Regions from separate parts of the Homo sapiens genome. Here region 1 is linked to region 2. Evidence: chromatin contacts called from ENCODE Hi-C or POLR2A ChIA-PET data. All regions are on one chromosome and are shown on one strand. Each heading gives the region's core, a stretch centred on a gene start or an enhancer-like site at or near the end of the contact. The rest is flanking DNA. Distances are from core to core; before and after follow the strand shown.

The links. Hi-C counts contacts between places; a loop is a spot of excess contacts on that map. ChIA-PET counts read pairs that join two places held with the same protein, here RNA polymerase II (POLR2A). Pooled maps may share reads with other maps.
Region 1: a pooled map shows a loop between it and region 2 (6-fold over the local background). The contact joins two enhancer-like sites. A Hi-C loop is called at or near these places in 1 of 168 maps with a recorded cell type or tissue (esophagus muscularis mucosa) and 7 of 50 pooled maps. POLR2A ChIA-PET finds 5 or more read pairs at or near these places in 1 of 52 experiments (activated naive CD8-positive, alpha-beta T cell).

What each region holds. Positions count from the first base shown.
Region 1 is chr15:59,347,986-59,352,277 of GRCh38, reverse strand. All of the region lies in intron 1 of MYO1E (myosin IE), which reads left to right. Among named protein-coding and RNA genes, the nearest start is that of MYO1E, 23 kb to the left of the region's middle. Within about 2 kb of position 2,002, at least 15 of the 41 ENCODE cell types and tissues checked have a DNase peak (open chromatin) inside an H3K27ac peak, as active enhancers do.
Region 2 is chr15:58,977,772-58,982,009 of GRCh38, reverse strand. No RefSeq gene overlaps it. Among named protein-coding and RNA genes, the nearest start is that of RNF111, 7.8 kb to the left of the region's middle. RefSeq lists enhancers at 2,083-2,132, 2,523-2,622. Within about 2 kb of position 2,414, at least 5 of the 41 ENCODE cell types and tissues checked have a DNase peak (open chromatin) inside an H3K27ac peak, as active enhancers do.

The DNA of each region.
Region 1 (4,292 bases), core at 753-3,252, 370 kb before region 2:
TATCCCAAGCTTTCAGATATGCGACTCAATCATCTCTAATTATCCTGCTCAACCAAAAATTAAAGAGCGATTCTTCCAAGTGGAATCGAGGGAAACTTTTCTCCTGGACAATTCTGGAGGGAGTCCAGCTATCCTTAAGGAGATGCACAGAATAGGCTGTTGCCGACAGCATGCTTGGAAAACCTATCAACCCGGGGTGCCTCTTCCACGGCTGCTGTCCATGCTATACTTTCTCCCATTACTGATCCCTCTGAACTAGTCTATCAAACCTTCTCCTAAAGAGGGTGAGAACAGATTTTGTCAGGCCAGAGAGGAAGAAAGAGATCCAGAATGGGGACGATCAATAGCATGAAAATAGAGAAGGGCATTGAAAAGAGCCCAGCCTTCAGAACACTCCAGTCCTGGCGCTGGAGAACTGCACCTTACCTTTTACTCCTACCTGGTTTTCCTTTTAGAATTCCCCCAGGCATCTATGCTGGAGACAGTAGTGTCTTTGTCTGTTGTTCCCATCCCTGCCTTGCTCCTGCCATTTCCAACGTCCTGTGAGTATATCTTCACAGGACTCCCCCTTCCTTTTCACAGTGGCCACCCTAGTTTGGATGTGCATTGTCTTACACTGGGAACATTATAAGCGTTTCTTAAGTGGTCTTCACTCTTATCCCCCGGTAATTCACAGAAATAGCATCAGCGCAATCATCTTCTAGTAACACGGCTTTGCATCTGTCACTCTTCCTCAAAAACTCTCAGTTCCTACTGGGAACAGTCTAAAGACCAAAATGCATTACGGTCTAAATTAAACCAATTACTGGTTGCATTTATCCAACTCTATTTTCCAGTAGTCCTTCTCAAATAAATTCCGTGAGGGCAGCCTACATGCCTTGTTCCTGCTATTAGCTCCTAGCACAGTGCTTGTACACAGTGGATTTTCACTAAATATTGATTGAATGAACGAATGAACTTATTCTCAGGTTTATGTTTTATAGTCTGCCTAGAATACACTCCTTGGTCAGGCCATTTCCTGTGACTAGATTTCCCTTCCCTTTTTTCCTGTTCATCTGAATCCTTAAAAAACCAAGTAAGGCCGGGTGCGGTGGCTCACACCTGTAATCCCAGCACTTTGGGAGGCCGAGGTGGGCCGATCACGAGGTCGGGAGATCGAGACCATCCTGGCTAACACGGTGAAACCCTGTGTCTACTAAAAATACACAAAAAAATTAGCTGGGCGTGGTGGTGGACGCCTGTAGTCCCAGCTACTCTGGAGGCTGAGGCTGGAGAATGGCGTGAACCTGGGAGGCGGAGCTTGCATTGAGCCGAGATCGCGCCACTGCACGCCAGCCTGGGTGACAGAGCGAGACTCCGTCTCAAAAAAGACAAAAAACAAAAAACCAACCAACCAAACAAACAACAACAACAACAAATAAAGACTCATTTCCTGGAAGCCTCTGATTTAACTCGTGGAGATCATTCCCTTCTCCAAATTGTGGCCCTTACCATAGAGTTATTTATTTGTGACTAAACTATGTCATCTTGCATTGTTATCTGTTTTCACACAGTCTCTTACAGCCCAAGTAGACTGTAAGCCTCTTGAGATCAGAGATAATTTACATTTCTTTATATTTTTCAGAATTCACCATCTTTCCCTTTGGCCTTCCCACATTCCTGTACACTCTCGACATTCCCTGGTTATCTGGCAGTTCATATTGGGGAATTATGGTTAGCTGTGGATCAGGCCTCCTCTCCCCACTTTCCTCTCAGTAATGCATGTAGTCTCTGAGGGCAGACACTACATTCTCCTGTGTCTTTTCTGGTTTATTCAATGATAGAGGCTGTACCCTTTATCCTTTTCAATTTCATCTACATTCTTTTCCTTCTCCTGCTCAGTTCTTGGAACTCCCATTTCTGAGTGTCTACGACTACAGTCATGGTGAATAGAAGGTAATGAAACTGTGAGTCAGTGTATCCTCTAGCTGGAGTGTGAAGGTGAGTCAGCAGACAGCAGCAGTGGATCTCTTCCACCCTGAGGAAAGGCAGGAGCCTGCCTGGTGATCAGGGAAGGAGGCCCTCCTCCCCACATTGTTTCCTGGAACTGAGTAGAACAAATTACTTAACTGTACTTCAGTTTCATTTGTTAAAAAATGAAGTAAGAATAGCTTCCATTCTCTTTTCATTCAAGTGGTGATGTATTGACAATTAATAAGAAAATTATAAAATGCCTTAGATACCACCATTGGGACTATGTAACGCACCACAACCTGGTTGTGGCTGAGGCTCTGTTCTAGCCACCCCTCCTTTCTGACTACCACATCGCCCTAAAGTTAGAGGCAATAATAGAGTTACCGCATTAGTGTTTTTCTAACAAACCTGTTCAAGTCCTGGCTCACTAAATTTTAGGGAAATGATATCATTTCTCTCCAGTCTTTTAATAGATTGTCTTTGAAAGAGTTGCATGTTGCCTGTTAAGGAAATGCTTCAGTTGGAAATAATTGAGTAAGGTTAGAAATGGTTCAAGAAAACAGACACATCCCTGCTTGACCTGCTCAGCCTCAAACTTTCATATCTCCTAGTTTGGGGAGGGATGGATGGCAGATGTAGAGTGCCTCAGTTTTTGTTTTGCAGAAAGTTATATCATCATCATGTAGAACAGACATCACAGAACGAAATTAATTAGTAATGCATTCACTGAATTTGGGCAGGATAGTTTGCTTATTTGAAAAAATTCTTGGCAAGGATGAGGATGATTTCTCATCATCCTCCTCCCTAACTCGCTGGGTAATTTAAAGAAGGTTTGTGAGTTGAAATTTTCTGAATAGAGTGGGTTCAGTTTACCCTTTTTTATATGGTAGATTGCTAATAGTGCATTACTGGGAGTGGAGGAAAGACACCCTTTTCTGCCTTAACCCTGAGCTAGAGGAATCACAGCCTTGTCTAGAAGCTAAAGACATAATTATATCCATTTCATATGCAGTATGACAAAATCATTAGAAAATTATAATTGCAAATAGAAAAAATATAGGAGGCATATGCATATATACCTAAGATGTTTATATGGGAAGTTATGGGAGGAAAATGAAATAATTACTAATTAATAATTACTATTAATAAGGTTTCAAATGATCCCCTTTTTTCCCCTTGCCTGGGTGTCCTTCCATCATGTCCAAGTCTTAGATCAGTTTCTAGATCTAGGCTCAACAAAATTCCCTCCCCTGGACCCCCAAGCCTTCCCAGATAGTCACCTTCCTCTTCCATATGTCCATGGCACCTAGTTTGAAATGTTCTTACCTCATGCATCATGTTCTGCCTTGTGTTAGACCCTTTAAGCTTTTGTGTCTCATTAAGATATTGAACTCGGCTGCGTGCGGTGGCTCACGCCTATAATCCCAGCACTTTGGGAGGCCTAGGTGGGCGGATCACCTGAGGTCAGGAGTTTGAAACCAGCCTGACCAACATGGTGAAACCCCATCTCTACTAAAAATACAAAATTGGCCGGGCATGGTGGCGCATGCCTGTAATCCCAGCTGCTCGAGAGGCTGAGGCAGGAGAATCACTTGAACCTGGGAGCCGGAGGTTGCAGTGAACTGTGATCGTGCCATTGCCCTCCAGCTTGGGCAACAGAGTGAGACTCCATCTCAAAAAAAAAAAAAATGATATTGAACTCCAAGGAGCAGAAGTTGTTTCTGACATATAGCCAATGGTCTTTATCCAGCTAAAATTCACCCGTAGTGCTTTTTAAAAATGACAACCCTTGGGCACCATCCTAGACCAAAAGGATTCAGACACAACTGTATTACTTTTCAAAGCTTCCTGGATGGTTCCTAAAAGCAGCCTAGGTTGAGAGCCACTGTTGATGGATGTTTAAGCATTGTGGGCTATGCCATAATTTGATGCAACACCAAATGCAAACTGATCAGGATGTATTTTTGCCATGCTGCAACACACCATGTAACTTAGGAAGTTTTGTGGTTTTGGCGTTTTTGGTTAGGGAGGGTATTATTTAATACAGCTGACTTGAATAAATAGGAAACTAGTTCCCAGGGGACTTTACAAAAGGTAAGCCTTTGTGTGACTAGCACCTGGGGGGTTTCATCGCTGTCAAGGCTATGGTAGTTTTACCACCTGCATTCTCTTACCTCCTCCCCACTGTGGCATTGACCCTAGACCAGAGGCCTCCAAAACATGGCGAGGCATCAAAACCACCTGAGGAGGTGATTCAGCAGGTTTGGGATGAGGCTTCAAAATCTGTTTTTCACCAGGGTTCCAGGTGATTCCAGTGGAAAAACTGATAGGAGAGCCGC
Region 2 (4,238 bases), core at 1,165-3,664:
TAAGCCTAGAACCACAAGCAAGGATTTCCAACTGACTGATAACCATTCTCAGAAATAGTTTAGTCTTTTAATTACCAATATTTTTACACACTTGGTTAAAGTTAGTCAGAGGTTTACCAGTGAGCATTTTCATTAAGTTGTTGTTAACTCTTGAAATGCTTTTGCAATGTCGCTTTTAAAATTCAGAATTTTTAATGCGCTCACCTCTATTAGCAATCTTTTTTACAATTACAAGTTTCTGGCCAGGTGCAGGGACTCACATCTGTAATCTAAGTGCTTTGGGAGGCTAAGTTGGGACAATCACTTGAACCTAGGAGTTCAAGACCGGCCTGGGCAAAATAGTGAGGCTCCATCTCTACTAAAAATCCAAAAAAATTAGCAGGACATTATGGCATGTGCCTGTAGTCCCAGCTACTCAGGAGGCTGAGACAGGAGAATCACTTGAGCCTGGGAGATTTAGGCTGCAGTGAACTATGAACACGTCACTGCACTCCAGCCTGGGTGACAGAGTGGGACCTATCTCAAAAAAAACAAAAGTTTCTGATCATTGAAAAGTTAGACTGGATAACCTCCAAAGTGCCTTAAAGTTCTAACATTTCATATTTTGCTTCAGACCTAATTAGATTTATGAGAACGCTATATTACAATTTCAAGTGTGATTTACATACTGGCTACTTAGTTGCAAATTCAGAACAGGAAGTAAAGACACTTTGATGCATTTGCTTGTTATTATTTACAGATCATGCAAAGTTTTCCAAAATCATTTAAAAGTTTCTCTAAACTACATTAGTATTAGTTTTAATTGCACAAACTAATACTTGATTATGATTTTAAGTTACAGGATTGCAGAGACTGTGCTTTGCTCAGTTGAAAGATTATATAGTACATTGTTCTCAGGAGGCTGAGGCAGGAGGATCACTGGAGCCCAGGTACTCAGGGCTGCAATGTGCTATGAACGTGACTGTGAATAGCCACTACACTCCAGCCAGGGCAACACAGTGAGACCATGTTTCAAAAAAAAAAAAAGAAAGAAAAAAATTATTATACAGTACATTAAAAACACTGATATATTGGGGGACTGTTCAGAGATAAAGATATAGAAGAAGAAGAAGAAAGAGAATAAAATGAAAGTGCCCATGTGCTAAAAGGGAATTTTAAAAATTTATTCGATAACTTGAATCCAAACACCTTTAGCAGTCAGGGCTTCTGATAAGATTGTAATTATTTTTGACTTTTGACAGAACATAAATCACTATTATGCAACAGAAATTTGTAAATATTAGAGATTTTAGTTTAATATCTTAATTTTAAAATTTGCTTAAGTATTTTTAAATTCTGAAAATATCAAGTGATTAAGGTTGACAATCACGAAACTCTGAAACCCAATCTATTTAAATTATACCGATAAGAAAAATCTATTTTCAAACCGTTCACAATTTAGAATTGAGTTAAACTAGGAAAGAGTGCCACCTACTGAATCAAAATTGCTTAAACATCTCAACATTAAGTTCATTTTGCAAAACCTGTAAAGCTCTAGCATTTTTTTCCTCAAAGATGTACGTTTAAGATAATCTTCATACAGCAAATATTGTTTTATTTAATGAAATTTTCTTTTTCAGTAGCAGATAACAGACTAGACTGGCCACAGGTGTTTATCATCCCAACATCACCCTGACAAACGAGAAAGGAATTAAAAACGTACAAAACACAAATGAAAATGGGAGAAGGTCATTAGCAAGCAAGTTATTCCACCTAATATCTGAAAGATAAAAATCAGAGGACTAGTGATTGTTATAGCAAAGTATCAAAGCTACACCAGACCGGGCAGGGTGGCTCACGCCTGTAATCCCAGCACTTTGGGAAGCCAAGGCCGGCGGATCACCTGAGGTGGGAAGTCCAAGACCAGCCTGACCAACATGGTGAAATCCCATCTCTACTAAAAATACAAAATTAGCCGGGCGTAGTGGTGCACACCTATAGTCCCAGCTACTCAGGGGACTGAGCCAGAAGAATCGCTTGAACCCGGGAGGCAGAGGTTGCGGTGAGCCAAGATGGAGCCATTGCACTCCAGCCTGGGCAACAAGAGCGAGACTCCGTCTCAAAAAAAAAAAAGCTACACCATTAACTACTGTCAAAGAAGGCTGCACCAACAAGCAAGCTGCTATGCTTTGCAGAATACAAGACAGGCTATGGACTCAGGCCAAAGGCAAGGGAGGCCAACAGTAAAATGTAGAAATGAAACCAGAGGAGATTAATCATAAGTCTCTCTGGGCACAATCCCGTGAAACCTTTTCACCTCTCTCTCACCACATAAAGAAAATGTGGCATCTAGGCTTTTAAGTCCTAGGCTAAAAACAGGAGCAGGGAGTTCTGTAAAGAAACACATTGAAGTAATTGAGAAGAACCAGAACAGCTGGTGAGACAAGCAGTGATAAATACTTCACATTCTAAGATGTATAGGCCCCACCTGCCCACACATGCCTGGTGGTAGGCAGCACCCTTCCACACAGACATCACACTTAGGGTTTTCTTGGTTTTGGTTTTGGTTTTTTTTTGAGACAAGGTCTTGCTCTGTCGCCCAGGCTGGAGTGCAATGGCGCCATCTCGGCTCACTGCAACCTCCACCTCCCAGGTTCAAGCGACTCTCCTGCCTCAGCCTTCCGGGTAGTTGGGATTACAGGTGTGCACCACCATGCCCAGCTAATTTTTGTATTTCTAGTAGAGATGGGGTTTCGCTATGTTGCCAAGGCTGGTCTTGAACTCCTGGCCTCAAGTGATCCACCCACCTTGGCCTCCTAAAGCATTGGGATTACAGGTGTAAGCTACTGCGCCCAGCCACATTTAGTTTTCATAAACTTTTTTTTATTGTTTGTTTTTGTTTTTGTTTTTTGAGATGGAGTCTCACTCTGTTGGCATGGAGTCTCACTCTGTTGCCAGGCTGGAGTGCAGTGGCGTGATCTTGGCCCATTGCAGCTTCTACTTCCCAGGTTCAAGTGATTCTCCTGCCTCAGCCTCCTGAGTAGCTAGGACTACGGGTGCACACCACCACACCTGGCTAATTTTTGTATTTTTAGTAGAGACAGGGTTTCAAGTCCAGGTTTCAAGCTGGTCTTGAACTCCTGACTTCAGGTGATTCGCCTGCCTTAGCCTCCCAAAGTGCTGGGATTACAGGCATGAGCCACTGTGCCCAGCCGATAAACGGTTTTTAAATGACAATAGAGAATGGAGATAATTCAAAAAACATAAGAGGGAAAATATTTTAAACTCTCTAATATCCTCAGAAATTAAAAATGATACTGCATTCTTACAATAGGAAAATGATGTTATTTTTTAAAAAGGAAGAAAGAATCTTTAGAGATTAAAATACGATTCCTGAAATTAAAATTCAGTAGAAGGGTTAAAAGATAAAAGAAAGACAATATTCCAGCATATAAGACAAAAAGAAAAATAAATGTGAAGGAAAGGATAAGAGAGATAGAAGTCCAACCCTAGAAGTAAAATATCTAATAGAAGCAAGGTACGGTGGCACACACCTATAATCAAGGAGGATTCCTTGAGCCCAGGAGTTTGATGCCAGCCTGGGCAACACAGAGAGAGCCCCATCTCATTTAAAAGAAAAAAAAAAGTCTAATAAAAGTTCTTCCAAGGGAGAACAAAGAAAATGGAAAAAAGAAATTAAAAAAAAAAAGAAATAAAAATGTCCCAAAACTGAAAAGGAATTCTAAAATTCTAAAATCATGTATTCATTCACCCATTGATGGACACTCAAGCTTCCATATTTTGATGATCATAAATAATGCTGCTATGAGCATTCATGTACAGGTATCTGTGTGAGTTCCTGTTTTCATTTCTTATGGGTATATACCTATGAGTGGAATAGCTGGGTCAAATGGTAATTCTATGACTATCTTTTTGAGGAACTGCCAAACTGATCCACAGTGGCTGCATTGCACCATTTTACATTCTCATCAGCATTATATGAGGATTCCAATTTCTCCTATCCTTGTCAACACTTATTATTGTGTGTCTGTTTAATTATAGACATCCTAGTGGGTGTGAAGTAGCATCTCATTGCAGTTATATTCTGTTTTATTCTTTTAATGATTGCCTTAGCAATTACCACATTCATCCTTACCTATTAAAATCTAGTATTGTTACATTTAATATCCTCTTGATCAAGAATCCATAAATTGCTTTAAAATATTTACCAGCTGGGCACAGTGGCTCATGCCTGTAAT